Linked DNA regions of Homo sapiens: regions 2, 3 and 4 are each linked to region 1. The links are chromatin contacts, found by Hi-C or POLR2A ChIA-PET in ENCODE. All regions are on one chromosome and are shown on one strand. The core of a region is the stretch at or near the end of the contact, and the rest is flanking DNA. Distances in the headings are between cores, read along the strand shown.

Region 1 (5,168 bases), core at 1,468-3,967:
ATCTGTATCAACCGTTTTCAGAGTTATTCAGCTGGTGTGTGTGTGTCTAATTTCATTTGGGTTGAGCCGCTGACTCTGTTAGGTTTTCATAAAAAATCATTTCATTTCCCTTTCCAGCTTCCGTCCTACTGGTATGTGCATGTTAAAGTGTAATTCAGGCTTAACTACTTTAGGTGTAGGCTAGTTACATTGCTTTGTTTTATGTATGAGGAAGCTGAGACTCAGTGGTGATAAGGAACCTTGATTTGGTTGTATCACTAATGACAGAGCTTCGAGTTGGAACTCATCTCCTGATTCGTTTCTTTTGGTGAAACATCCTCTTGATTTCTGAGCTTTCAACCTCTATCTTTTCAAATCTTACACTAAAGAATAAGTATCTGCGTAGAATTTCATTTTCTGTTCCCAGAATTGACTTTAAGAATAGACAGAAGAGGTGGTTGTCAGTGTAGCATAATGGAGGGAAAAAAATTAAAGATGGGCCCTTCCTTTTCAGCCATTTGTTTTCCCCCAGGTAACAAAAGAAAATCCTCCATTTTATTTTTCCTAGTAATTAGGAGAAATCCACATGTTTCAACAAAGGCAGAAACAGCATGAGGACTCTGACCTAATGGATTTTAGAAATGTTGAGATCATAGGAAATTAAATTAAATTTCATGACTGTCTCTCACCTGGCCTATAAATCTCCTAATCTCCCTTACTTCTGCTTTGGCCTCTTTAAGACCCATTCTTTTCAAAGACGAGACTTTTTTTTTTTAAAAAAAAGTAAACTCTGGGTGTCTCTCCCCTATTAAAAACTCTGTAATACCTTATATTGCGTTTAGAATAAACTTTCAATTCCTTTCTTGGCTAACAAAGCCTTACAGGATCTGGCCCATGCTAGTTTCTGACAGAGCAAGAGCATCACCATCTTGGACAAGCACCGCCATTTTAAGTTCCCCTTGATTAAAAACCGCCTAAATCCAGCCCCAGAAACATCAGCCTAATGGCTAATGTCAGCATGACCATAAACCACAAATAACACTTCTGACCAGAAACTTTCCAACCCTGAGATAAACCCCACTCTGATCAGAAATATGCCTCCCCTCCAACCAGAGACATTACACCCCTGACAATAAAACTCTCCTCCACCCAGAAACATTCCAAGTCTACAATATGCTCTCCCTCCCTAAACCACTAAATACCTTTAGTCTGTAAGAGAGAACACTCCTGACCGAAATCGGCCAGAAGCCCCTCTCAGGTTTATTCTCCAAAATAAACCTGTCTCTGTTAAGCTGCTTTTTGTGTTTCTTTCTTTAACTCTTACAGTTTCCATCTCCAGGCTCAAGAAAGTTTACTTTCTCATTTCTTCTTCCCTCAAATGCACTAGAATAGATCCTTACTTAGGGCCTTTGAATTAGTGTTATCCTTTTCCTGGAATGCTCTATGCTCTGATTTTTGCGTCTGTTATTCAAATCGCTGCTAAAATATCTCCTCCTTAAAAGGGCATCCCCTTTACTAGCCACTCAGTCACCATCACCATCACGTCACTTATTGTAACTTCTTTGCATACAGCTTAAAACCAACAGATTTTTTTTCTTTTCACCCTCAGATAAGTTCCCTAGAATCTACACTACTTGTCTTCATCATTGTTCAATCAACAGCCTAGAGTAGTGTTTGTTGAATGAAGAAATGAACAAACGAATGCACCCTTTCTTCCGTGACCCTCTCCTCTGAACAGGGCAAAACTTAACTCATAACGAGGATACACTCAAAAATGTCTTTCTTATTGCCAGGTGTTTCCACTCTTGAGGAACAGATGCCCTTTAGGAGACAGGGCAATTTGACTGGACTGGCCCTTCCGATTTTAGGTGAAAATAATCACCATAACAGCTTTTCATCTCTGGCTAGGCTTCCCAGTGACCAAAGCTTTACTTTCCGATTTCCATACCACGTAAAGACATCAGGGTGAGCACTAGGGCCCTGAGAACCCTGGAAGCTACTTCTTGGCTGGGATAGGGCTGGTTGCCCGGTGCGCTGTGAGTGGTCCTCCCCGGAGATGCTGGGAGAAGGGGCGGAGCCATCAGAAAGGATGAGCCTTCCTTGGGCCTTCGGATCTGGTGGGGCTGCCACTTTGGGAAGGGCCCCGGGCTTCGGAAGAAAGCAAAACTAGCCTTGTGGCGAAGAAGGAGCCCAGCTGGCCCCAGGCTGTTAAGACTAAGGGGTCGAGGGAAAAGAGGCAGAGCCTGAAACCAAATCTGCGGAGCAAGCCAAGGCCTGGGGACTTGCCAGAGGGAAGGGTTAAGCCGTTTCCAAGGCAACGGACCAGGAAGCGCGCAAGACGTCCGCCGCAGGTTCGTAGGTCGCCCTCGAATTTAAAGCTCCCAAGGCTGAGTGGGTCCCGGCCAATGGAGAGGCCCCCTTTAAGTCATGTGACCAGCGGGGCTGCCCCGCGGGCTGCTCCGCGGGCTGCACTGGAGCACGTGGGAAGGCTTTTTTTCCTGTTCCTTCTTTCCCTTTTTAAACGCCCACCCACTTTTGCGCGGGCTCGGCCGCGGAATTTTTCTCGCGAGAGGCGCGCTGCCCTCTCGCGAGAGAGAGTGGGAGGCGTGGAGAGTAGGCGGTGTTGCGGGCCGGAGCTGCGGCGGCGGCGGCGGCGGCGGAAGCCGAGGGGTGGGCAGGGCGGGGGCGGGCCGCGGGGCTGGGAGGGGGAGGGCTGGGGGTCAGCGCGGGAGGGGGCCAGCTTGCTTGCCCGGCTCGCTCACGGGTCGTTGAGGCCGGTGACATGTCTGTGAGCTGCGGAGGCTGCGGCCCCCAGGTGAGCCGGGCGCCGACGTGCTCGCCGCGGAGGCTGCGTTTAGATGGGGTGGCGGCGGGTGTGCGGCCGGCATGGATGGAGCGGCCCGGCTCCGGCGCTCCAGCCCCTCCGCCTGCCGCTGGTCCCCCTTCTGGCTTCGGGGCCGCCCGAGAGCTGCGCCTTCGCATGGCGGAGGGAGGAGGGCGGGAGGAGCGCGGCCGAAGGAGGAAACTCACCGCACCGGGCCCAGAGTAGAGGGAGGTGCTGGGTCTCGAGACGCGTCTTCCTGGGGTCCCAAGTGTGGCGGTGGAGCTGCCGCCCCTTTTAATGACAGGCTGTTTCCATCCCCGGGGTGGTCTTCAGAGACGGCCCCCCGGGTGCGTGGTGCGCGTGCTTAGTGTGTGTTCGTGGTGTGCGCACAGGAACATTTGCAGCGGTTGGGAGGACGTTGCACTTTGTTCCCGAACAGCATCCTTCACTGTCAGACCCCCGGAGCCTTGGAAGCAGGCGCTGCTCAGATCTTGTAAACGGAAGGCGTCAAGGGGCTCCTCAGAGTATTGATATTTGGATTTGCTGTCAAATACTCTCCTAGGCTGTTAATGGCTTAAGGCTGGCCATAAAGTACCCCGAATGGATTGAGTATACTGCTGTTAATCCAGGCATCTAAGCTGCTTTATAAAAAATATGTAGATGTAACCGAAGTATTAAAAAGTGACAATGACAGTAAAAGCTAACATTTTTTCTCTTCCCCATATTACCAGCTTTCATTTTTTTTCTCTGCTTTGTCTGTCTTCTAAAACCATATAAAGTTGGATGTGGTTTAGCTTTAGATGTTAAGGAGTTTCATGGTGAGAAAGACTGCTGAGATACATACCTAATAGCTTTAGTACAAACTGGAGTTAATTCCTGTTCTCTTTTCAGCTTTTCAATCGCTTGCAAAATGCTCGTTTTGCTTAGCTGCTTCCCACTGTTTTAGAAATGTCATGTCGATTGTTATTTTGTTATGTCTGAAAATACTCAAAATATGGAGTACTAAGAAAAAATGGGGTATCAGTAATGCACAGATATATTTTTTTTAATGTCATCATTTTAGGATGGCAGCCCAGTGCCTGGCATGATTGGTGTCAGTTAAAATAGTGCAATTGAATGATTTTTTTTTTTTTTGAAAAACACATTTACTTTTTCAAACGGTACCCTGATTATTCATTTTTTCTTGTCGTTGTTCCTCCTGACAAAACTGACCCAGGGGTGGACAGTGAATGTCACTATTGTAGCTGTAACAGTAATTTATGAAAGGTCAAAGAATGTAAGGAAATCAGGGAAGAAGTGGGTTCCCAAGCTGAGCTAGAGACTAATGTATGTACCCACATAACTGCAGTATCGACAATATTGATAAGGGCCTAGCAGTGGACTCCTAGGCCAGTGATATTTTGCAGTTGTTGAGGATATGGGAAGTTGCCTAAGACATGGAACCATAGTGAGAAATTCTCTAGCCTTCTCTAGCCCCCTGAACTCCAGGGATAAGTCTAGAAGCTGAAGAAGTCCTCTTTTGCCTTTAGAGGCTGGAAAAAATACGGTACTTTTAATTTTTTTATTTTTTAATTTTAGGAACTTACTGTCTGGAAAAGGAACTCAAACCAATTTGGACAATATATTAAAGGCCGTTTTAAGAGAAAATGCCAGTTGTAAATAGGTAGAGGAATTCTGTCTATACGTGACAAAAATGTGAAAGACTTAGAAAATATCTCTTTGTGAATGGGCAGAGGAGACCAGTGTTGATTAGAAAAAATTCCTTCTTACTCCATCTTAGCAAACTAATTTTCAGAAGTAGAAAAATAAATTTTTTGGCTGGTCTTCATAACCTTTTGGCAAGGGTTTCAAACTTGTAGGGCGTGTGGTGTTTGGTTTTTCAAAAGTAATTGAAGTAACTTTGGATAGGGTAACTGATTTTGTTTTTTTTCCTGTCTTGTGGTCTGCATTTTATTAATCAACTACCTGGAAGGATTGAAGGGTGAGGACAGGTCGAGAAAAGCTTTAAGTTAAGCCTGGGCATGAGTTAAGGGTCAATGAGCTGGTAATATGGGGAAGAGAAAGAAAAATGCTTTATCAGTTTAAAAACAGCCTGGAAAGATCCAAGTGTCTCGATTCTCCCAGTCATCCTTACATATAAAAGTTTATTAAAAAAATACTTCTGGGCCAGGCTTGGTGCCTTACACTTGTAATCCCAGGACTTTAGGAGGCTGAGGCGGGTGGATCACTTGAGACCAGGAGTTCAAGACCAGCCTGGCCAACATGGAAAAACCCTGTCTTTACTAAAAAATAAAAAATTAGCCACGTGTTATGGCACATGCCTGTAATCCCATCTAGTCGAGAGGCTGAGGCACAAGAATCGCTT
Region 2 (5,168 bases), core at 1,888-4,387, 6.0 Mb after region 1:
TCCACCCGCCTTGGCCTCCCAAACTGCTGGGATTACAGGCGTGAGCCACCGTACCTGGTCTAGACTCTGCCGAAATTCTAATACTTCTTTGGTAATGCAACAGAAAACTAAAGATTTTGATGGTGAACTCAATTGCTTCTGAGTTGTGTGGATGAAAATATATTTTATTATTTTTTCCTTCAACTTTTAAGCTCCCAGGTATATGTGTAGGATGTGCAGGTTTGTTACACAGGTAAATGTGTGCTATGGTGGTGTGCTGCACAGATCAACCCATCACCATGGTATTAAGCCCAGCATCCATTAGCTCTCCTGATGCTCTCCCTCTCCCCACCCTTCCCCGCTACAGGCCCCAGTGTGTGTTGTTCCCCTTCCTGGGTCTATTTTATGGTATGTATGTGTGTATGTGTGTGTGTGTGTGTGTGTGTGTGTGTGTGTGTGTATCTATTTATGTGTATATATTATGATATATACACCACACTTTTTTCAAACTATTATTTTAGGTTTAGGGATACATGTGCAAGTTTGTTATATAGGTAAACTGTGTGTCTCTGGGGTTTGGTGTGTACAGATTTTTTCACCACCCAGGTAACAAGTGTAGTACCTGATAGGTAGTTTTTTGATCTTCTGTCCTCTCACCCTACACCCTCAAGTAATCCCCCAGTGTGTGTTGTTCCCCTCTTCATGTCCATGTGTTCTCATTGTTTAGCTCCCACTTATAAGTGAGAACATGCAGTGTTTGGTTTTCTGTTCCTGCGTTAGTTTGCTGAGGATAAAGGCTTCTGGCTCCATCCATGTTCCTGCAAAGGACATGATCTCATTCCTTTTTATGGCTGCAGGAAAATATATTTTACATACTAGTGAACATAGTTAAATTAATCCATGGTCAAGACATATATTCTTTTGTAAATTGAGAAATCTCTTTATCATAATTGTAATATGGTAATAAATAAATCTAGATTACATAAATGTAATCTAGATGTTGATAAACTGGTTTTAAATAAAGCAAGTGATATCTACGTATGAAGAGAGTTTACTTCAGTTCCTAGAACTTTCCTTCACTTTCCTGCCATCCCTACTTTTAGTAAGCAAGCATTTACTGTGTGTGTAACACTGTGCTAGGTACTAAGGCAATGATGATACCCAAGATTTGGTCTCTATCCTGAAGATAAGCACAGGAGAAACATTATCAGTCATGATGCTTTCTGTTGCAAACAAGTGAAAACCTCAGCTCAGCTTAGGTCAGCTCCAGGGCTGGCCAAATCAGAGGCTCATTTATAACACTGAGGATCCAGATTCTTTTGAAATTCCTCCTGCACCAATATCAGCATTTCTACCTTCTCTGTAGGTTGGCTTGCCTCACGTTACAATGGCTGCAGCAATCAGAAGTGTCACATCCTCAGTAATACTTAATATTATTACTATTATTTAATAATATTTAGAACTGTGCCATCCCTGTTTCAATTTATCAGGCTCCCAGCAGACTACTCCTTATCTTTCAAATGTCAAAACTGCATCCTGAGCTCTTGCCTAAACTAATCTGGGGTGAGGTGAATGGAAGTAGCACTTTAATTGTATTCATTCTTTGTAGCTGGACCTGGGCCTGGGCCCTATCTCCTGACATTTGCCCACAAGAAAGATTTCTGAAGTTAGGTAGGACTGGCTGTTGAGTAGGCCAGTGCTTGCCAAACCTTTACACATCCTCACATATGTCATAATATGCAGATAAAAAGATAATCCCTTATACAACTTGCTGGGATAAACTCAGGAGGCTTACAGCCATGACCTGCTTGAAGGTTCTTCCTGCCTTAGACCTTGCTCAGCTGCTCCAGGATGAGGGGATTTACATCACAGCACAACTGTATTTTATTCACAGCATAAACCATCTCTTTCCTTCTCAGTTGACGAGTTCAGATGGGCAATAACAGTGTCTGCCAAAGAGAAAAAAAAATGTATTCAAACTAGATAATCTATTGGTACAAATACCGAGACACAGAAGTGATAACAGCTTTAAGCCAATGTTTGATGGTGGTAGTCCCAGCAAGCTCTTTTCTGATGTCTTTGTGCCTTTGCACATGCTCCTTCTCTGTCACTGTTTTCTTCATCAAACATAATATAATGGACAAGTGGAATCAAATAGAATTGAGTTCAAATTCTCTGCTACCCATCGGCCCTGGTATTGGACAAATTAACTCCTCTGAGCCTGTTTCCTCATCTGCAACGTAGACTAGCTAATACTACCCATTGGAAAGCGTTGTTTCTTAGCTAATGCATGCAAGGCTTAAAACCTAGATGACGGGTTGATAGGTGCAGCAAACCTCCATGGCATACGTATGCCTATGTAACAAACCTACACGTTCTGCACTTGTATCCCGGAACTTAAAGTAAAAAAAAAAAAAAAAAAAGAAAAGAAAGAAAGAAAAAGAAAAAAAAGGCTGTTTCTGGGGATTAAATAAGACAATTATGTAAGGTGGCCAGCACAGTTCCTGGTACATAGTAAATGTCAGGCCTGCCTGACAGACTTCTATTCAGCAGCTACTGCTCCCCTGAAAATCTTCCTCAGACGTTTCCACGGTGCTTCCCGTTCTTACACCACTACAATCCTTTATTACACTACTATCCGTTCATTCCCCACAGCTCCCTCCCTTCCTTTCCCTAACCAGTGATCCCAAAAGGCCAGCAAGTGTCTAACATTTTCTATCTTCTAAGTGACTGGTAAAGTTCCGCACCTATCAGCGCTCCAAGTTTGTTTTTGTTTTGGCCGACTTTGCAAAACGGATTGGGCGGGATGAGAGGTGGGGGGCGCCGCCCAAGGAGGGAGAGTGGCGCTCCCGCCGAGGGTGCACTAGCCAGATATTCCCTGCGGGGCCCGAGAGTCTTCCCTATCAGACCCCGGGATAGGGATGAGGCCCACAGTCACCCACCAGACTCTTTGTATAGCCCCGTTAAGTGCACCCCGGCCTGGAGGGGGTGGTTCTGGGTAGAAGCACGTCCGGGCCGCGCCGGATGCCTCCTGGAAGGCGCCTGGACCCACGCCAGGTTTCCCAGTTTAATTCCTCATGACTTAGCGTCCCAGCCCGCGCACCGACCAGCGCCCCAGTTCCCCACAGACGCCGGCGGGCCCGGGAGCCTCGCGGACGTGACGCCGCGGGCGGAAGTGACGTTTTCCCGCGGTTGGACGCGGCGCTCAGTTGCCGGGCGGGGGAGGGCGCGTCCGGTTTTTCTCAGGGGACGTTGAAATTATTTTTGTAACGGGAGTCGGGAGAGGACGGGGCGTGCCCCGACGTGCGCGCGCGTCGTCCTCCCCGGCGCTCCTCCACAGCTCGCTGGCTCCCGCCGCGGAAAGGCGTCATGCCGCCCAAAACCCCCCGAAAAACGGCCGCCACCGCCGCCGCTGCCGCCGCGGAACCCCCGGCACCGCCGCCGCCGCCCCCTCCTGAGGAGGACCCAGAGCAGGACAGCGGCCCGGAGGACCTGCCTCTCGTCAGGTGAGCGAGCAGAGCCGCCGTCGCCTCACGCGGGAAGGGCGCCCCGGGTGTGCGTAGGGCGGGCGCCAAGGCGGCTCGGCGGGGATCCGTCCTCGCCAGGGGCCGGGTCCCGGCGGGAGGAGGCGCCCTCCCTGCCCCCCGCCACGGCGGAGCGTCTGCAGAATGGTGACAGGATTCTGGGTTCTTGGGCGAGGGGTCTCGGCTTCAACTTGACAGGTGTCGGGCGGGTGGGGCTAGGGTCCTGAGCGAAGTGACAGGTGCAGTTCCCTCTTGTGAGGCTCGGAGGCAGAGGGTCGTTGCGAGCGTCCATCAGACGCAAAAAATGAAAAATAAAAATACAAAAATGGTGTCTGTGGGAGAGTTTTTCACCGGAGAATTGGAGTACTCCGGTGGTCGTCTGACTTTCTGTTTTGGTTCACGCGATGCAACAGTTGGGAAGTATTTTCTTCCGGGCGTGCACTGCATCTGAAGTCCATTTGTGGGAGAGGCCGACCAGAAAGCCTTGGACAAGAAGCGCAGGGTCCTGAGTGTCCATTGCCCACAGGATACTCGGCTCAGGAGCTTTGCGGCGTTTCCTTAGAACAATAATGCATCGAGGCCTTGGGGACTCAAAGCCATCTGTAGTGATTGATGGAGCGTAACTCTTTAGAGGAACTGAAACATGGGCAAAACTTTCATGAGACATTTACCAGAAGTGCTTGAAAGTTTCTAAACTTTTTTTTTTCCTGTTTGATGAACTCTTCTTGCGTGTTAGTCGGCTTCGGCTTGTCTCATTATTTCTTCCATTTTGCCTTTTGACTTTGAACCAGCAAGGATCTTGGTGTCCCCTCTTTTTGCCTTTGTTTTTGGCACAAAATTAGTGGTTCTGTGCGCAAATGGAAATTTTCGTTTTCCCTTATTAAGTGGAATCTAAATTTAAGCAAGTCCATACGAATGCACTAGATCTTGAAGGGAAGTATTTATTGTATTACAACATCTTACTTTTCTTGATTTTTCTACTTTATGGTTAAATAGCTATGATTGAAAGAGTGTAATTGTCATTATTGTCAGCACTGGTTCTACTTTGAGACAAGTTCATTGCAGAGGGAATGGGACTTGTTTCTGTTTTTCACTATTTTCTCTCCCATTCTTGTCTATCACCAAATCCTTTCACCCTCACCCATTTCTTTCCACTCGGTATACACTAACAATTCACGGCAGAAAAGATTGAAGTGGGATTTAGGAAATGGCCCCTGGAAGGCTATTAAAAATTTATATATTTAAATGGACTGTCTTATAGGTCAGTTAAAAACCATATTCGTTAAAAAACCAAAATAACAACAACAAAAAATTAAAAACCACGTCTGGGGCATGTTCTGGGAAAAGACATGGCTTTAGTTTCTGATTAAATTCTGATGTATCCAATTCTTGCAAATTTCCCTTGGGAAAATGCAGTAATGGCTACTCTAAAGAATTCCATGTTATGCACACAGCTTTGGAAGCATACTCTAATGTAGGGTAACCAGGAATATTGACGTTGTGGCCACTGCTTGGAAAAAAGAGGACTGTTTCTTTCATTTTTTAACTCATTTTATATATTTTAAGTAATGGAACTATAAAAAATTCTCTTATAAGTCAAAACCATACAAGATACAGTCTGTTCTTGATTATCCATACCCACAAAGGGTTTCATTAACATAGACA
Region 3 (5,168 bases), core at 755-3,254, 5.9 Mb before region 1:
TAATAACCTTCCTTGCTACATCTCCATCTTAAAGAGAAAAAAAGGATACACGAGAGAAGAGCCTGGGTATCTAGAGGTTATATATAAGTCTAATGGTCAATTTCAGTCTAATCTCTGGGGAATCTCAACACAGAAAGAAAAAGGTTTATATTAAAATATCACATTTTTATTTTGTGACTGGGATTTGCTATATCCTCAGCGGTCTCAGAAAATACATTTTACAGAAATAAGGATTGGAGGATGGTGACTTAAAAAAAAGCCTATTCTATTCCTAAGCACAATTAAGTGTCAATCAAGTGTCCTGAAAAGATAAAAACCATTATCACATTATTTCACATTATTTAATTTTCAAAGTTAAGAAGACAAAGTCTTTGAAATGACAATCTGATGTATTAAACAGTACCTACACCAGTGTACAGTCTTCAACAACAAACCAAAATCTGTTCCGATACCAGTAGTTCACCTAAATTCTAATTTTTTAACGTTCTAATAAAACACATTTATTTCAACATAACTACATGTATGTCTGTGTATGTCTTAAAAAATACCCGAGAAAAGGTAAAATTCTGCATTAAAATACCTAGCAATTTAGTTCGATTCCATAAACACTGAAAGAAGTAACACTCTCACTTAACAGTCAACATTACAAGCAGTCTTTAATAATACCGCATTTAACTCCTTAGAGCTAGCACAAGTTGATCTAATGCCTATTTGGCCCTTTACCAAAAAAGCGGAGGGGGCTTTGTCTAACACCTGTATACACCTCCCTCCGTAGCATCCCGCTCATTCTAGCTTCTTAGGGAAACCATAGACAACGACGTTTCAGAGAGTGCCAGAGGTGAAGCCGACCCGAAACCACATTACAGAAAGGCTTCCTGTTTCAAACAGGTCCAATAAAGCCACCAAATTAAGTCTACGATTATAAAGAACTGCGAATCAGAAAATAATTCCATATAGGTGCAGTCTTCTATTACTTTTTTCCCCACTTTCGGAAATTTCAAAGAAAAATTGCTACATTCTTAAATATGAGGCCATTATTTCAAAGGCTGTAACAACCTGGAACGCAAATTCGTTAAATTATGATACAATAAGGCCAACCTCGAGGATCCTCGGTGGACTACTAGCGCACTTCCTTACAATTAGAAAGTGAAAAACTGGGTCAGCCCTAGAGTCACGCAATAATGCTGCGTCACGAAACTGCGCATTCCAAGAGAAACTTTTCTCAGGCCCAGAATTAAGTCGGAGGGATCCGCCGCGCAGCTCAATCCCTAGGAAGCATGAAAGAATGTATTGTAAAGAGTAAAATCACGCGCAATCCATCCCAATATAACCGCAGTTGTTCGTGGGCCTTCTTGCAGAGAAAGGCTGCCCAACCTTGACGGGGCCATGGGCGCTGCGGGAGGGCAAAAGACCACAGAGATCTGCGAAGCCAAAGTAAACAACGGGGTTGGGGCGGCGAGAATGATCAATAGCGATGCTCCGAAAGGACTCCGCGATAGGAATCGAGCGGGAAGGATTCCCTCCATCCTAACAGTCCATGGGTTAAGAGGCCGAAGCTTCCCTAAATACCACACTCCCGCGAGAGAAGGGACTGAGAACAACTTCTCAAACTATTCTCTCTCGAAATCGCTCCCTTCCTCGAAAATTCCATCTCTGAGACTCGGATGAGGTCCCCACCCCCTCCACCCTTGTCCCGTGACCGTCGCCCGCTCAGCCTCCCAGCCGAGTCCGCGGGGCCTGGGGCGCCCACCCCGCCCACCCAAGGGACCGCGCAGGGGTGAACTCCCCCGCGCCCCACCTGCGCCTTCCAGACCTCGGGCGCCCCGGCGTTGCCTCGAGAGCTCCCTGCGCGGCCGCCGCGGCACGGACCAGCTCCCACTCCCTTACACTGGGCGCCGCTGCGCTCGCCGGGGGCCGGTCCCGAGGTTCCCAAGGCCTCGCGCGCGCGCTTGCCGTGGCAACCAAGACGTTCCACGACGCGCGCTCTCGAACGCTTCGCGTCACGCGGCCGCGCGGCCCCGCCCGTCGGCCTCGCTCCCGCCACAGAGCCCGCAGCACGCCGCCGCCGCAGCCTAGGTCACGTGAGTACCCACGCGCGCGTCTTGCCAGCGGATTCATCACCGGCCTGCTCAGACTAGGTTCTGCCCACTCTGACCTTCTAAATGGTACGTGGGAGGACGTCCGTCCCCTTCGGACCCAAGAGTCACCGTAACACTCTAGAAGGGGAGAAAAGGAGCGAGGGCGGCAGGCGACAGAGAACCTCGCGAGTCAGCGGCCCCGCGCAGACCCCCCCAGGCACGGTCCCCTGCGGCCACGTCGGCTGCTCGGCGCCTGCGCAATCTCTTTCTCTCCAGCGAAACCGAGGCCTCCGGAGAGCCTAGTAGAGAGTGTGGGCAGTGAGCGCTTGTAGCCGCTAGAGGGAGCGCTGGGCACAGTGCACGAGAGACAATAAAGGCTGATTATCCCCTCAATGTCTCTGCAGCCTGAGCTTTGTGACTTCTGTATCCAGAGCACAGTTAATTTCCAAAAGCCCGCCTGCACCACGTGTTTTAAGTCTTGGTGTGTGTGTAAAGTCTATATCACTATCATAAAACTGTTAGTTCCTGATTCCGGGATACAAAGAGTAAAATCAAGATGAACATACTTTACCCTTCTTGACAAGTGTTTTTAAATTAGTAAAATATTGTAGATGACAGACTCTTCAATAGGGCTGCCTTAGGGAAAAAAAAACAGAAAAAAGAAAAAGCAGTATGTACTTGCCCGGAGCATTTAGAACCAGTTTTGTTGTTGTTGTGTTTTTGTTTTGTTTTGAGACAGAGTCTTACTATGTTGCCCAGGCTGGAGTGCAGTGGCATGATCTCGGCTCACTGCAACCTCTGCTTCCCAGGTTCAAGCGACTCTCATGCCTCAGCCTCCAGAGAAGCTGGAATTACAGCTGTGCACCACCACTCCCGTCTAATTTTTGTATTTTTAGTAGAGACGGGGTTTCACCATATTGGCCAAGCTGGTCTTGAAAGCTTGACCTCAAGTTAGCCAGGCTGGTCTCGAATTCCTGACCTCAAGCGATCCACCTGCCTCAGTTTCCCAAAGTGCTGGGATTACAGGCGTGAGTCACCGCGCCTGGCCTTAGGACCAGTTAAGTGACTCCCTCAAATCTCAGAAAGGTAGCAGTCAGTCATCCCAAAAAGCAAAACCTATTAGGAATATATTAATACAGTGGTTTCAAAATGATTTTGCTCTTATACCCCCAAAGGAGTCCCCAAAGACTATGACTGTATTCTCACTTCCACGTTTTTGGATTGACCATCACAATTTCTCATCTGACTTAAATAGTTACAAAAGAAGCAACTTCTGTTTTATTATAAATTAACATTTTAAAATAAAAGTTATATAACTTTTAAATGTAGCCAGTGGAATCTAAATACCAATTTAATATCTAAAATCATCAATTTTTAAAACTACATGAACAAGCTTTTAACAGAAGGAAATTTTACATCATTTCTTTTCTTCTTGAACTCATATTTCCGTTCCATATTGTGAAATTGTATGTCAATATTTCTTTAGTCTTGCAAATATTGGCCAGGCTTGGTGGCTTATGCCTGTAGTCCCAGCTACTCCAGAGGCCGAGGCAAGAGAATCGCTTGAGCCCAGGAGTTCGAGACCAGCCTGGGCAACATGACGAAACCCGTCCCTACAAAAAAACACAAAAATTAGCTGGGCATGGTGGTACACATCTGTAGTCCCAGTTACTCCAGAGGCTGAGGCAGGAAGATCACCTGAGCTGGGGAGGCAGAGGCAGCAGTGACTGAGATTGTGCCACTGCACCCCAGCCTGGGCAATAGAGCCAGACCCTGTACCCCCTGGCCCCCACCAAAAAAAGAAAGGAAATCTTTTATTGGTCATCTACTCTACTTCTTTACATTTAAAAAGTACATACATTTAAATAGAATTTTTTAAATTTCCAACAGCCATAAAGATGAATGTGTTTAAAACATGTAGAATTTCTATACACAAAATTGTTATATATAGAAAACCCTAAAGAATTTACTACAACACTGTTAGAACTAATAAATGAGTACATCAAGGATTCAGGACAACAGGTCAACATACAGAAATCAATAGTATTTCTATACACTAGCAATGAACATTTCAAAAATGAAATTAATTCCATTCATAATATTATCAAGAAGAATAAAATACTTAGAAATAAATGTAATAAGTGCAAGACTTGTATGCTGAAGACCATACAACATTGCTGAAAGAACTTAAAGACCTAAATAAATGGAAAGACATCCCATGTTAAAGGGTTGAAAGACTTCATATTGGGAAGATGGCAGTACTTCTCAAATGGACCTCCAGACGCAACACAATCCGTGTCAAGATCCCAAATGACTTTTTTGCAGAATTTTGCAAGCTGATCCTAAAATTCATACAATCCAGGGAAATATAAGGACCCAGAATAGCCACATGAGCACACACACACAGATCTTGAAAAAGAAGAATGAAGTTGGAGGACTGACACATTCCAATTTCAAAACTTAACTACAAAGCTGCAGGCCAGGCATGGTGGCTCACACCTGTAATCCCAGCACTTTGGGAGGCCGAGGCAGGCGGATCACCTGAGGTCGGGAGTTCGAGACCAGCCCGACCAACATGAAGAAACCCGGTCTCTACTAAAAATACAAAATTACCTGGGCGTGGTGGCGCATGCCTGTAATCCTAGCTACCCAAGAGGCTGAGGCAGGAGACTCACTTGAACCCGGGAGGTGGAGGTCACCGTGAGCCGAGATTGTGCCATTGACTCCAGACTGGGCAACAAGAGCAAAACTCTGTCTCAAACAAACAAGCAAAAAACTGCAGTAAGTCAGTGTGGTTAATTTTTGTTTTATGAGGTATGTTTATGTTCACAGAAGCTTCCACGTATGGTTAAGTTACTGCTAGCCATAGTAGTCTAGTGCTGACTTCTAGGAATATTCGTACTACTGACTGCAGAATTACCTGGCATCCAAACAGAAAGACACTGGCCAGGCACCATATTGCTTTCTGTTTGGGTCCTACAGTGCCCAGTACCAGAAGGATGTGGTAGAAGGAACAAGTAAAGTGAACAGGGCCAGAAGCTCATCTGTAGAAAAGTGTAAGCAAAGGATTTGGTTTGCTCCTCAGTACCT
Region 4 (5,168 bases), core at 909-3,408, 5.8 Mb after region 1:
TGTATACAAGTGTTCCATATCTTTTGCTAAATATATTTCTAAGTATTTTATGTTTTTTATGGTATTATAAATGGTATTGTTTTAAAAATTTACTTTTCAATTGTTCATTGCTAATATATAGAAATATAATCAATTGTGTATATTAACCTTGAATCCTACGACCTTGCTAAACTTATTTCTTCTAATGGCTTTTTAATTAATTCCTCAGGATTGTTTTAAAAAAAAAAGACGGTTACTTATTCCTTTCCAATTTAACTACGTTTTATTGATTTTTAAATTTTATGAGTTGTGCTAACTAGAATCTCCAGCAACATGATGACTAAACGTGCTCAGAGTGGATACCCTAGCTCCTCCCAAATCTTGTCTTTCACCAAGATAAGGCTAGGCTAGTGCTATGGCTGCCATAACAAAGTATCAAGCCATAACAAAGTATCAAAGATTGTGTGGCTTAAATAACATAAATTAATTTTCTCACAATACTGGAGGCTAGAATTCTAAGATCAAGGTGTCAGCAGACTTGGTTTCTTCTGAGGCTGCTCTCCTTGGCTTGTAGACGGCTGCCTTCTCCCTGTGTCATCATACAGTCTTCCAATAGAACACAGTCTGGGTTCTAATCTCTACTTCTTGCGAGGACACCAGTCATAACATTAGAATAGGGCCTACCCTAGTGGCTTCATTTTAACTTGATCCTGTCTCCAAATGCTGAGGTACTGGGGGATAGGACTTCGACATAGGAATTTTGAGGGGACACAATTCAGCTCAAAACAGTCATTAAATATGATGTTAGCTGTAGGTCTTTGTAGATGCCATATATCATGTTAAAGTTTCATTTTATTTCTAGTTTGCTCAGAGATTTTGTGGAGTTTTTTTAATCACAACTGAGTATCGGATTTTATTAATTTTTTTCTGCATCTATTGAGATGATTATATGTATTTCCTTTCTCCCTCTGTTAATATGCTGAATTACATTGGCTTTTCAAATATTAAGCCAACCTAGTATTTCTGGGATTAATCTCATTGTTCAATATATTATCCTTTTTATATACTACCATTTTTTGAGAAGATATTGTAAGTACCTTTGTAATGAATGTGAATGTTGATAGTGAGGAGAGATGCTGTGAAAAGCTTAATACCCATTTAGTATAACATGGAGAGTAAGCATATTACTTAGAAATAAGTAGGCAAATATCAGAAATACAGTTCAAAGAGTTAAAAGTGATTGTTTCTGAAAGTAGGAGGGTCAGGTTGCTCTTGTTGCGGTTTTTGCACCATTTTACTTCTTAAAATTATAGCTATAGGTCAGGCGCAGTGGTTCACGCCTGTTATCCCAGCACTCTGGTAGGCCCAAGTGGAAGGACTGCTTGAGGACAGGAGTTGGAGATCAGCCTCGACAAAAGACCGACAGCCCACCTCCACAAAAAAAAAAAAAAGAAAGAAAATTAGCTAGCTTGGTGAAAATTAAAATAAAATAAAATTACCAGTATGTGCACATTACTTTGGTAGAAGTAAAAATAATGAGAAAGAGAGAAAACCCTCCCAGTAACTAGTCATTTGTTTTTATGATTCAGCTGGTTTGTATTTTGCATGGTGCATGGTGTGCAAACATCTGAAAATGTCTGTTTTCCACTGTTTGTAACTAACTCTTCCCAGCATGATTTATCAATTAGCCTTTATTTCCTCCCATGACTTATGAATATACCTTAAGCATAGTTGTTTATAATGGGATGTTTCTAAACGACCTATCCTTATCCTGGTACCACGCTGATTTGAGCTACAGGGCAAATGGGTGCACCATGGTGGGCGAGGTCATTCACGGAAAAAAGAATGTGCAGTGGTGCCGAGGTTGGTAAGAGCAGGCGGCTTGTACATGTAAATGCATGGTTTGCAGGAATCTGGGAGTGGATAGGCTGACGGGTGATGAATATTCAAAGCACAACTGTAAGCGACTTTAGTTACAGCGAAACTCTAAGGCACGCTGCCCTTCGGAAGGAAACACGGCATTCCCCAACCTGATAGCCCTCCGCGACGCATTACGCACCGCGGACAGCTGGAGAGGCCGAGGCGCTCTCGCTTTGATTTCGGCGCCTCCGCCCTCGCGGGGAGAGATTGGCTGCGGCCGCGGGACGGGGTAGTGAGCGCGTCACTTCCTGCCGCTGCCAGGCGCGTCCTCCCGCGCGCTATGACGGCCAGCGCACAGCCGCGCGGGCGGCGGCCAGGAGTCGGAGTCGGAGTCGTGGTGACCAGCTGCAAGCATCCGCGTTGCGTCCTCCTGGGGAAGAGGAAAGGCTCGGTTGGAGCTGGCAGTTTCCAACTCCCTGGAGGTCATCTGGAGTTCGGGTGAGCAGCCGCGGACGCGAGGAAACCGGGGCGTGCGCAGAGGGACGAACTCACGCCGTGCTTGCTTCCGTGTGCCGTGCGTGAGAACGTCCGCGCTGACGCTGCGTCCTTTCTTGCGCGTTCCCTCGGTTCCTCCCCTCGACTTCTGGGCGACGTAGGATCGCGCCCAGGAGGGGGCGCTGTGCTGGGTCAGGCGAGGTCTTTGCTAGCTGGGTCTTTCCGGCTGCGCCCCTGCTGGGTGGTGGTTGGGAGTTCGTCTGTGAGGTGTGTTTCTCACAGCTTACACACAAAAGGAGGAAAGCAGGTGTGTGTAAACCTCCAGCAGCCCGATATTGTCAGCTAAGACATTGCACCGTTTCCATGTGATTGATTGATTGATCGATTGATTGATTTGAGACTGTGTCTCGCTCTGTAGCCCAGGCCAGAGTGCAGTGGTGCTATCTCCAGTCACTGCAACCTCCGCCTCCTGGGTTCAAGCGATTTTTGTGTCTCAGCCTCCTGGTAGCTGGGATTACAGGCGCCCGCTACCACGCCGTGCTAATTTTTGTATTTTTAGTAGAGACGGGGTTTCGCCATGTTGGCCAGGCTGGTCTCGAACTCCTGACCTCAGGTGATCCACCCGTGAGGTCAATGACCATAGCCAACATTGAGCTCTAATGGGCTTTTTGTTAAAGGCTGGATAATATGCCAAGCTCTTTGCATGTATACTTTCATTTGATCTTTACATAACTGGCATACTCAGTGGGCTAAATTTGATGGGAGAACAAACAGGAAATGGTTTTATTTTCTCCTTCCACTGCCTTCAAACATGATTTTTTCTTTCCCTCTTCAGTGACGTTTCCTGCAAATTCTATAGTTTTCTTGTCACTTGGTTATAAAAATAAATCACATTTGGGTCAGTATGATTCACTTCCAAGCATTTAAAAGTCCAATCCAATTTAAACCTTCAGTGTCACTTCCAGTTTCTAATCCCTCCCCTGCAGTGCATAAAGGAGGTGTGAGCCATTGTTCTGCTTTTCTGTATCCTCCTCCTCTTCTCACCTGGCTGTCTCTGAGTTTCCTTCTTTCTCCAGTGTGTTGGAGGAGGAGAGAGAGCAAGCCATTCAGGTGACTGATGCTGCTCTGATCCATCCATTGGTGTCCTCTGGGCATGATATCCACATGTGTGCTTTCTCAGGGTATGTTTGTCAGTTGTTGGGAAGTCCCACAGAGATTTTCCTGACATAGGTGACGGGCTTTCTGTGATGCTGGCCCACCTCCTAGCTCTTGCTTTTAGCACATCACCCCACATTTTCTTTCTACTGGGATCTCCTATTTGATTACCCAGCAGTCTCTTGTGGCATCTGCTTGGCCCAAAGGAAACACACAATGGGAATGATATTTCCACTGCTGCCCTTTTTCCTTGCTCTACCTCTGTATTCATCTGCATCTGGAAACTCCGAGGGACACATTTCAGATTTACCCAAGAGCTTTCACCCTTGTAGCACACCTTTTCTGATGCACTGGGGTAGGCCTGTGAGTTTCTGCAGCTCAGGATGTCTTTAGCAGGGGAGTGACACACTGAGTATCTCCTTCTTGAGTCACTCCCAATCTTGTGACTGATTCTCTTGGAATGTTCCTCACCTGTCTTGGGGGGGCAGAGTTGGCCCCTTGTAGTCTGGAAGGGAAATGCTCCTACTAGGCTGAAAACTCCAAACTTTCCTCTGTCTCAAACATCTCCTTTTTTTTTTTTTTTTTTTTTTTTTGAGACGGAGTCTCGCTCTGTCACCCAGGCTGGAGTGCAGTGGCGGGATCTCGGCTCACTGCAAGCTCCGCCTCCCGGGTTCACGCCATTCTCCTGCCTCAGCCTCCCAAGTAGCTGGGACTACAGGCGCCCGCCACTACGCCCGGCTAATTTTTTGTATTTTTAGTAGAGACGGGGTTTCACCGTTTTAGCCGGGATGGTCTCGATCTCCTGACCTCGTGATCCGCCCGCCTCGGCCTCCCAAAGTGCTGGGATTACAGGCGTGAGCCACCGCGCCCGGCCTCCTGTCTTTCTTATGTAGCCTGGATACGGAGAAGTCACAGGTCTAGTCTGGCCTTCCTTAGCTTGAGCTTGAGCTCAGATGACATCTGTTTGCCCTTTTGCTTGAGAATTTAGAAGTGCTTTTTACCTATTGTCTTCAGTTTTGAGGCTTAAATTGAAATTCTGAGACTGCTGGAAAAGACATAGTGGCACTTCTTGATACAATTACAGTGACCCCATGAGGAAGTAATATAATCTCTTTTTACTTGTCCAAGGTGGAAAGTAATGAACTTTGAGCTCAATCCCAGGTCTAGTTGACTCCAAAGTCTGCTCTTAATGCACTAAACTGCCTCCTTGTTACACACAGGTTCCAGGGCTGTAAATTAGTGCTGAGATGGCTAAATGTTAATTTTTATTCAATATTAAGTCCTTTTCATCTTTAGATAACTAGATACAGGATATAATGTCAAGGGCAAGGTTGCTGATTTACTGGTTTTAAATCTTTATCTTTTTAATTAATTATTATTACTATTTTTTGAGACAAAGTCTTGCTGTTTGTCCAGGCTGGAGTGCAATGGCACCATCATGGCTCACTGCAGCCTTGACTTCCCAGGCTCAAACTATCCTCTTGCCTCAGCCTCTTGAGTAGCTGGGACCACAGACCATAGGCACGCACCACCATGCCCGGCTATTTTTTTTTTTTTTGAGAGATGAGGTCTCACTATGTTGGCCTCAGCTGGTCTCCAACTCCTGAACTCAAGCTGTCCTCTTGCCTCGGCCTTCCAAAAGATTACAGACATGAGCCACATGCCCAGCTGATTTGTTG

The links. A loop is a pair of places that touch in the nucleus more often than their neighbours do. ChIA-PET counts read pairs that join two places held with the same protein, here RNA polymerase II (POLR2A). Pooled maps may share reads with other maps.
Region 2: a pooled map shows a loop between it and region 1 (7-fold over the local background). The contact joins the promoter of RB1-DT here to the promoter of AKAP11 in region 1. A Hi-C loop is called at or near these places in 4 of 50 pooled maps. POLR2A ChIA-PET finds 5 or more read pairs at or near these places in 2 of 52 experiments (H1 and T-cell).
Region 3: a pooled map shows a loop between it and region 1 (11-fold over the local background). The contact joins the promoter of SPART-AS1 here to the promoter of AKAP11 in region 1. A Hi-C loop is called at or near these places in 7 of 50 pooled maps.
Region 4: a loop to region 1 is called in a pooled map, with 14 times the contacts of the local background. The contact joins the promoter of NUDT15 here to the promoter of AKAP11 in region 1. A Hi-C loop is called at or near these places in 7 of 50 pooled maps.

What each region holds. Positions count from the first base shown.
Region 1 is chr13:42,269,435-42,274,602 of GRCh38, forward strand. It overlaps AKAP11 (A-kinase anchoring protein 11), which reads left to right and starts at 2,718. Exons shown (of 13, transcript NM_016248.4): 1 at 2,718-2,794. RefSeq lists an enhancer at 1,908-2,087 and a silencer at 2,628-2,977.
Region 2 is chr13:48,300,565-48,305,732 of GRCh38, forward strand. RB1-DT (RB1 divergent transcript) reads right to left here and starts at 3,138. Exons shown (of 3, transcript NR_046414.2): 1 at 2,727-3,138; 2 at 1,775-1,928. It overlaps RB1 (RB transcriptional corepressor 1), which reads left to right and starts at 3,187. Exons shown (of 27, transcript NM_000321.3): 1 at 3,187-3,485. The coding sequence starts at 3,349. RefSeq lists enhancers at 2,315-3,040, 3,041-3,764, 3,839-3,888, 4,129-4,198 and a silencer at 3,339-3,628.
Region 3 is chr13:36,344,427-36,349,594 of GRCh38, forward strand. It overlaps SPART-AS1 (SPART antisense RNA 1), which reads left to right and starts at 2,005. Exons shown (of 5, transcript NR_045181.1): 1 at 2,005-2,081. SPART (spartin) reads right to left here and starts at 1,968. Exons shown (of 9, transcript NM_015087.5): 1 at 1,799-1,968. RefSeq lists a silencer at 1,817-1,866.
Region 4 is chr13:48,035,568-48,040,735 of GRCh38, forward strand. It overlaps NUDT15 (nudix hydrolase 15), which reads left to right and starts at 2,159. Exons shown (of 3, transcript NM_018283.4): 1 at 2,159-2,337. The coding sequence starts at 2,180. It overlaps LOC124903172 (a long non-coding RNA gene), which reads right to left and starts at 2,425. Exons shown (of 2, transcript XR_007063788.1): 1 at 2,039-2,425. RefSeq lists enhancers at 1,287-2,163, 2,164-3,039, 2,206-2,445, 2,496-2,655.